Regions from separate parts of the Homo sapiens genome. Here region 1 is linked to region 2. Evidence: read pairs that join two places in POLR2A ChIA-PET (ENCODE). Cell type or tissue: MCF 10A. All regions are shown on one strand. Links, peaks and the distances in the headings refer to the core of each region. The heading gives the core; the rest is flanking DNA. Region 1 has its middle 9.4 kb from the start of MAF. Region 2 overlaps MAFTRR (MAF transcriptional regulator RNA).

What was found. Peaks named below come from ENCODE experiments on the same cell type or tissue, not always from the same donor. Only the 100,000 strongest peaks of a DNase experiment are listed, where the experiment ranks them.
Region 1: POLR2A ChIA-PET joins it to region 2 with 6 read pairs; 3 of 35 experiments call an interaction of 5 or more read pairs at or near these places.

What each region holds. Positions count from the first base shown.
Region 1 is chr16:79,607,922-79,612,315 of GRCh38, reverse strand. No RefSeq gene overlaps it. Among named protein-coding and RNA genes, the nearest start is that of MAF, 9.4 kb to the right of the region's middle. In MCF 10A, for the core only: no CTCF peak of the experiment used is centred there; DNase peaks (open chromatin) are centred at 1,295 and 2,265.
Region 2 is chr16:79,749,906-79,754,299 of GRCh38, reverse strand. It overlaps MAFTRR (MAF transcriptional regulator RNA), which reads left to right. Exons shown (of 6, transcript NR_104663.1): 4 at 3,024-3,086. Among named protein-coding and RNA genes, the nearest start is that of LINC01229, 18 kb to the left of the region's middle. In MCF 10A, for the core only: no CTCF peak of the experiment used is centred there; a DNase peak (open chromatin) is centred at 2,299.

The DNA of each region.
Region 1 (4,394 bases), core at 212-4,211, 140 kb after region 2:
GTTTTAGGGATAGATACAAAGATGGACCATTTACCAGTGTTTGCCATGATACCATATGATATGATATGATATATGTTACTATATTATATAGTAATATACTATATTATATGATACTATACTATATCATATTACATTACATCGTAATATATTATATGTTACTTATCTGTTTTGTTACCTTTCATTTCTTGACTGGCTCCCTCCTACAATACATAATAAAGGAAAGGAGTTGTGTGTGCAAACTTTGCAGCCATGCCTGGATTTACATCTTGTACTACACCTGCTATGTGGCCCTGGAAAAGCCCTCTAAGGCAGTGCCTAAGGGGAAACTAAGGGGGTACCTTAGTAACATCCTCCATCAAATGTAAATAACAGCAGCACATATCTGATAGGGTTGCTGTGACAATCTGATAAGTTAAAACTAAGGGCAAGGCCCAGGTGAATATCATGTCTGAGTTGGCTGTTAGTAATGCTGCCATTTAATGCTGGGTTCCTCAGTGTCGCCCTGGGTGATGGCATTTCCATCACACTCAGACAGGCTCAGAGAATTCTCCAGGCCCCTGTCCCATACCATATCTGAGTCCAAGTCTCAGCCAATTAGATATTTCATCTCTTTGCCACAGGGGTGGGCTCGGGGATGAGCCTATAAGCAGTCAAATGAACTAGACCCATGCAACCCAAACCGCGACTTTGAGCGCCCTACTGGGGCCTCCAACTGACTCCCATGAACTCAGCATAGGAGGATTAAAGGCTGGAACTACTACAATTATCACACTCTTATGCAGAGCCCTGGTCTGGAGTCCACACAGATGGAAGGAAGCCAGTTCCAATGACACTATATGACCCCTGATCCCAACTAGTCCTGTCCCTAGATTTTGGGCCATGCAAGCCAATGAGAATCCTTTTTGCTTAAACAAATTCAGGTCAAATTTTGTTCACTTGCAACCCAAAGAGGCTGAATTGACATTCCATTATACAGATGAAGATAATGAGACTCAAAAAGCACGTCGAGAACTCTTCTAAGATCACACAATCAGCAAGGTGATACTCTACCTGTTGGATACATTGTGAGGCTCCCAAAGAGAGGTCGAACTACAACTGTGAGGATACAGGAATGAAAGGTAGGAGCGCAGGAGGGCTTCTGGAGCTGGGGGCTTAGTATTAGCATCAAACTTTTACTAATGGATGCCCGACACTCTGCTCTGAGCTTCAGGTGCAACGTCACATCTCATATGAGCTGTGCCTGGAAGAATGGGCATGATTTGGGTATGTGGAAATGAGGGCGGGCCTTGCATTCTTATCTGAAGCTTACAAAATAGTGTCTGTGTGCCTTGAAGTCCTGGGAAAAGCAGCTGTGACTCAAAGCTGCACCAGGGCTCTCTCTAGCAGCAGCAGGCAGTGCTGGAATAGGATGCCCCACTTACACTCAGCCACTTAATCCCAAGCCTCCCTTCCTCCAAAAACCAATCCCAGCAAGATTTGACTGCAGCCCACTTCAGTTCCAGAGCTCGCATATCTCAACCATGTTGTCCACTCAATGCCAGCTAAGGGATATAGGCTAATGAGTGAGCAAGATAAGCATCCTGGTAATTGAAAGATGGGCCAATCAGACTAGTGAGAGGCGAAGGTAAGAAGTGCTGTGTTGCAACACAGGAGCCAGCCACCCTGTCCCTTTCAAAGTCATGTTTTCTGGGACATTTGACAGGACATTCTGTGTAGGTTCAAGCCTCAAAAAAAGAAGCCAGGAATCAGACAGTGTGATCATGTTCACTGAAGAAACATTTATGGAGCGCTTACTGTATGCTGAGCTCTGTAGCAGGTGAAGGAGATGGAGAGATGAGAGGCGGTGTCCCTGGCTTTAAGCAGTTCACAGGTGGGTAGGAACTCCTGGGGCACTGTGAGGACTCAAACACAAACCAGCAGACAGAGTGGGCACCTGGCCTGCCTTGGGGGCCAGTGGGCAAAGAGAACACAAGTAAGGCTTTTAAGAGGAAATGCAAGACCTGAAGAAGAGTCAAAATTAGCCAGGAAATAAAGCAGAGGGCAGGGAAAGTGGGAAGAGGGAGCAAAATCGTGCAAAGACTTAGGAGAGAAGGAGAGAAAGAGGACAGGTTACGAGGTAAATACAACTTTAAGGCAGGAGCAGAGCAGAGAGAAGAGGGGAAACTATTGTTATTTCTCAAGTTCCTTCTATGCCCTGGGCCCCATACTGTAAAATGACGTGTATAGAGTGTGGGCAGAGTCCCTGGCACATGTTAACAGAGCCTGCTCTTTTGAGCGTTCGCTCGGGGCAGGCACCATGCCAAACACTTGGTATACATGCTCATCATGATCACAAGATTCCTGTCTACCTCTCACTAAGAAAAAGACGGGTTCAGAGAGGTCAGCTAATTTGCCCAAGGTCTTACACCTGGGGCAGAGCAGGATTTACATCCTCATTTTGGCATCAGGCACCTCCAGGGTATGTCTCCCTGCCCAGTGATCCTCCTCACTGTGCTGCCACCAAAGGCTCTGAACAATGTCAGCCTAAAACAACAGCATCCTCTGGCTTGGAGATGCAGGAGGGGTTGACTGTGCCATTCTGACCCTGCCTTGATGTGTCTGTTGTTTTGACCTCGAAATATTCCAGTGTGATATTCCAGCGTCTCTGATATTCCAACGTTGCCACCATGACCCATCAATGCTCCATGGCAGCCCGGGCATGCCAGCTTCCTTCTGTCTATGGGAGTCTGGTCCCTATTTATACCCACCCTATATTCAGCCTCAAATGGCTAGGAACATTCCTTCCATGCAAGCAGGTTTGTTTTTTACCGCTTCACGCAGCTCAGTCCATTTGCAGCCTGAAAAATGAGTTGAAGGAAGAGAGTGAAGGGCTTTGCTGAGGTCAGAGGGTGAATCAGAGGAGGACCCGGGTGCTGAACTCAGATGCTTTGTCTCCTGGCTGGTCCCTCTTCCCCAACCCCAACTGCCTGAGCTCACATCACTGTGACAGCAACCAAGCCTACCCCCTCATCAGCAGCTTCGAGCTGAGCTGAGAGTCAACGGTCGGTGACATTTTCCTGAAGGGTCCCCATCACTCCTTCCAATCTCTGAGGATCCCAGTCTGGGTCTGCTTCAAACAGCCAGAGCCATGCTTCCTCAGGCAGGACACAGACAGCAGGTCATAAATCACTCCTGGGCCGGTTCCTTCTCTCATTCCCAGATTTCTCTGAAAGGGGTCGAGGTGGGATCCTGGAACAGGAGATTCTGCAGCAGCATGCATATTTACACCACTGAGGGACTAGTTGCAGCTCAAAGGTGGACACTGAAACTCTGAACTCTTCTGTTGAAGAAAATGCCTCTGAGCCCCCTGGCTTCAAAATTGGCGTCAGGAAATGGCAGGGAAGTTGGTGATCTAAACCAGAGATAAAACAGGGAGGAAAGAGCTGATCTCAACTATGTTTTTATGTATACACACACACAGCTCTTCTGCTTAGCTTTTCTAGGTTACATTTATTTTTTATTAGTCTCTGAGATCCCAACTTTGGACAACAACTATGTATTTTGACAGGGCAAAGGTTTACAAAGACAAGGGCAGGTGTGAAATGTGACACAATTATCTAGTAATCTGTCTTCTCCAACAGAGAGCTTTGCCTACACCAAAAAAAAGTGAAGTTATTCCAGCCTGACCAATATGGTGAAATCCCATCTCTACTAAAAATATAAAACAAACAAACAAAAAAACAGTCAGGCATGGTGGTGGGTGCCTGTAGTCCCAGCTACTCGGGAGGCTGAGGCAACAGAATCACTTGAACCCGGCAGGCGGAGGTGGCAGTGAGCCGAGATCACACCACTGCACTCCAGCCTGGGAAACAGAGCGAGACTCTGTCTCAGAAAAAAAAAAAAAATAAGTGCGATTATTTTAGAATTGATTAGAAAGGTGTATGTAGGACTTCCAGATGGGGTCGTTTAGTTTAAAATAACTCCAATTACCAATTAGGCAGAGTCCATTTAAAATGTCCATTAGGGGACTTGAATGATTTGGTGTGTCACTGTGGAGTTCGGAGGGACAGTCTCCACTGAGATGCCACAGGGCTTTGTCCCTTCCAATGCTGTTATCAGCAACTCAGGGAAAGAGCAGGAAATTCAGAAAAGCTCCAATCATTTATGAGCTCCTCTGTGGCCCACACCATAGGAGACACTCCAGAAGCACAATCTCTAATCCTGACAATGCCAAATTTGCAGGTGACAGACCAGGCTCCGTGAGGCTAGGTCATATAAAAAGCACATCCATTTCATTTGCCACTGGTACTGAGCTGAAAAATAAATTAAAACTAGCTGATGGCACATTCTAGATCCAAACCGATTTAGACTAAACGTTAGATTTAGTCCCAGAACGGACTGAATCTAGGGACATG
Region 2 (4,394 bases), core at 79-4,078:
GAGGGAAGGAGGGAAAGCAGGAGGAAGAGACCCTTTGTTCTGCAGTTTAAGATGTTATCCTCCTGAACAGTGATTTTAAAACTTTTCTGTGAGTAGGTGTTCCTGGGAGTGTTTGTTAAAAGTTTAGATTTACAGAGTCTCACACTCAAAGACCTCGACCTGGTAAGGCTGACAAAAACCATGCTTTGAAAACTGTTCTGGAACATGCCTAAGCTTAAGGGAGATAGCAAGGTTATATGAAACTAAACACAGCTAAATCAGAGAGGATCACAATTATTTTTTCTTTCACCAATTTATTTGAACTCTACAGAGATCATCCTGTCAGGCTTGATACCTCCTTTTAGCCTTAGAATATGAAGTCATCTTGAGTGACAAAAATATAGAACACAAGCATTAGAATATCAAGGTCCTTTGCAAATCTGACCTTAGTTTAAACAATGTACATATTAGCCTTATCCAGTATCTTTGTAAACAGACACAAAGCCAGATCATCCAGGAGAGCATTGGCCAAATTACTGGGTTGTTTACTGAGCTTCTTTGAAAGAGCATGTCAGGGAAATATTAAATAGTACATGGAAAGTACCTAGTATTTTGCCTGAAATCAAGTATTATTATGTTGGAAAGGACAATGATTTTTCTGATGGAGACAGCGAATGACAAGCTTCTCAGCACATGATGTCCAATGTATTTAAATGATATCCTGATTATGAGGAGTGTCCCTAGTCTAAGTGGGTGGCACTGACAAAGTTGACATTAGCTGGTTTTGAAGGGGCCATCACAAAGGCTTTATGTGACCCTTGCTCTACTTGCATTCCTTCTGCAGTTGTCATCCAAGCAATTGTCCCCTGCTCCTTCATACCCATGCTATCCCTGGCTCCCTCCCTCCTTCATTGCAGAGCTGCAATGGGGCAGACAACACAGGTGATCAGAGCTCACCAGTCAAATACGAGGAACAGAAGACCATACCCATAAAACTCAAAGACCTAACACATGGGCATCAGAATACAACTGAGAAAAGAAACCCCACAGTAAAGAGTCTGTATGAAATTAGTCCAGTGCGCATTGTGAATGCCTTGGAAAACCTTCTTGAAATGGACACTTCCTGGTCTGCCATCTTGCTATCTGATTCTCACCATACCCCCAATGCCATGTCTAGCTCATAAACTCTGCTTTCTTGGTTTTCCCGTCTTTGCTTTCTACTTAGAGCTGGCTTCTGTGCTACATTCTTCTATATATCTGCCCATAAAGGGGGAAGATCTGTACCCCTCAGCCAGAGAACTAAATTCTCTTTTAAGGAAAATCCAAAGACTCCCAATAGCATTGTGATAAGTCTTCTGTTGATGTGTTTTTGTCTCCACACCTCCTTCAAGGCTCCTACAGGTTTGTTACCTTCATTCTCCAGGAAGTGGAGAGCCTCCTAAGACCTCCCTGGGGGTCCTTAAGCAGATCCCCTCTCTCAGTTCTCACAAGTGTGAGAGATCACCAACTCTCGTTATTTTAAGATAATAAAGTCAGGTGTTGTTCTTCATGCAAAAGAGAGGTTGAATGTCTTATCTGGGGCCAACCAGTGACTTTGTGCGAGATCAGATCTGGATGAACAACAGTTCTATAAAGGACCCGTACAAAGGTCAGCTCTCCCTGTATTCACTTCTAGTCTCCTGGTACTAAAAACAAGTTTGAGCAGGATCTTTTTCACAGGACCTTGCTCACTCAGAGGCCACTGGGCAGATGACTTCATCATCTTTCATGTAGATATTAAATTTCAAAATCCCTAAGCAATCATATGGGAATACTTATTTTGAGTCTCATAATTCATTGCACATACATTCATAATCACAAAGAGAAATTTCAAAAAACCACTTTTTGGTGTGAACTGAGCTTGATATGTTTTGAGCACTATCTGATTCACAAGAGTTACTTAAAATAGATGAATGCAAAATGATGTACCCTCCAGAGGGATTTTCATACTGGCTTGCTATATAGCTGTTTGATAAACTGGACTTGCATTAGCATTTTTGGGGTCATATTGAGAGGGCTCAAAATATACCTATCCTCATGACATGGGCCCTCCCCTTGACCAGGAGTGTGAAAAAATGCACCCACAGCCTCCATCATAATGTTTAACTTGACTTGAGATCTTTCCCTCAATACTGGGGATAGTCTAATGTGACATATCTGCAATTAAAGGGTGATGTCAGTTGACACCATGCCACAGAGACCAGTTAAACATTGTTCCTTAGAAAATAAGAGCAGGATTCAATCCTAAAAAACATTGGTAGTAGTCCAGAGACTGAGTCATTTGGCGCACTCGGAGCGTCTCAGCTAGCTGGAACACGTCAAGAAGCACAAGCTCCCTTCACACCATGGAAGCAGGAAAGCAAGAAGTAGGAAAATGTAATTTCAAAATAACATACTGTTCTAGGCATCTACTATTTCCCTCACAATTCAGGTCTAATCTTATTCATGGGTATTAACCCTGGTACTGCAGTTCACCACCTCTGCTGGGTGGAAAAAGTGAAGAGCTGCACTTCTATATTCTTTCCATATTCAACACAATGTTAGGTGCTTGCATTTTTTTCTCTTCTTTGCTTCTTGCAAAAGAGCTGGGAATTGAAAGATTAAATCTACTTTGATTTATGGGCACCTCCCATTTTGATGGGAATACTTGGAATGTACTATATACTTGTAAAATAAATGACTTAATGGAAACTTAAAAGTGTACCCAAGTGACTCTGTGCTCATGTTTGCTGGATTGAAATTTCATGCAAAAATAAAGATATCTAGTATGGAAGAGAGATACTATGGCTACCCCTCTAGGGGGAGAATGCAGTTAACTTCCTGCAGGAGTTTTTTTATGGCTGATGTAGCGAATTACCAAAAACTTGGTGTCTTCAAACAACAGATTTATCATCTTAGAGTTCTGAAGGTCAGAATTTTAACATGGGTCTCACTAAAATCAAAGTGTCAGCAGGACTACATTCCTTTGAAGCCTCTCAGGAGAACCCATTTCTTGCCTTTTTCAGCTTCTGGAGTCTACCTGGATTCCTGGGCTCATGGCCCCTTCCTCCATCTTCAAACCAGCAATGGTGAGTTGAGTCTTTTTCACATCACATCTCTCTGTGATCATCTTCTGCCCTCTCCTCCATTTTTAAAAACCTTTGTCGTTAGATTGGACCTGCCTGAATAATCCAGGATAATCTTCCTATTTTAAATTGAGTAGATGAACAACCTTAATTTCATCTGCCATCTTAATTCTTTGCCAAGGAAAGTAACATAGTCACAGGTTCTGAAGATTAGGGCATGGAAATCTTGGAAAAAGGGCACCATTTTGCCTACTGTGATTTCCAACTTATCCTATGAAGTAAATCATACCACGTAAATTCCAAATGCAAAGGAGTTCTTTTCCATCTGTTTTTCTACAAAGAAAAACAACTGAAATTGGCTTCATACAACAATTACATGACTAAACTTCCAGTTATAAATTTATAGTAGAAAGAGAAAGGTGTTTTCTGATAATGCATTTTGGTTAAGAGCCAAAGAGTCTTCACTAAACATTTGCTGAAAATACTGTTATAAACAATGACTATTAAAGTTAAATAGTCATCAAGTTAAGTAAAATTCAATTTAACTTAAATATTTATTAGGAGTGAAAGCCAACATAAATGTTGAAAACTCAAATCCTTATTTCTCAACTGCCTCCTCATTTTTCCACAATGTATTTCTGGCTGTTCGGAGGTAATTTCCTAGGTTTTATTAACCTGTAACAGAAGCAGTTTACAGCTGAATCCATGCCAGAGAAAAACTCATTTGCAACCCGATGTCGCAGCATCCAGGGCCAAAGGGATTGAAAGAAAAAAAAAAAGCATGAACTCAGAAAACCTAGTTGCCTGGAAGCTGCAACGGGACTAGAAAAAGAGGGCCACCCCAAGAAATGTAGGTAACCTGATCCATTAGCAACATGTCAGCTTTTCTTTGCTAAAAATTTCCAGATAAATACAGTATACATTTAAAAAAATTATTAAGTGACTAATTTATGCCTAGCATGGTTTCAGCTACTGAGAATACAGTCATGCTGTGAACAAGGAAGACCAGGTTTCTCCCTTTGTGGGGTTTATATTCTTGTAGAAGGTGTTAGACAACAGAAATGTAAATGCTGAAAATAATAAAACAATTTAATTGTGAGTTTTAACAGCTAGGTCTCTGTCTCTGTCTCTCTCACACACACACACACGCTACTAAACCCATGACACAAATGGAATCATTAAGGAGAATTTCATACAGGACTATTCATAAAGGTATGAGTAGGTCCACAGTGGACAAAGGAAGGATGGTGCAGTACCCCAGAGCTAGCAATTGCAGGGAGCTGTTAGCAGAACCAGGCTTGAAGGAAAGGA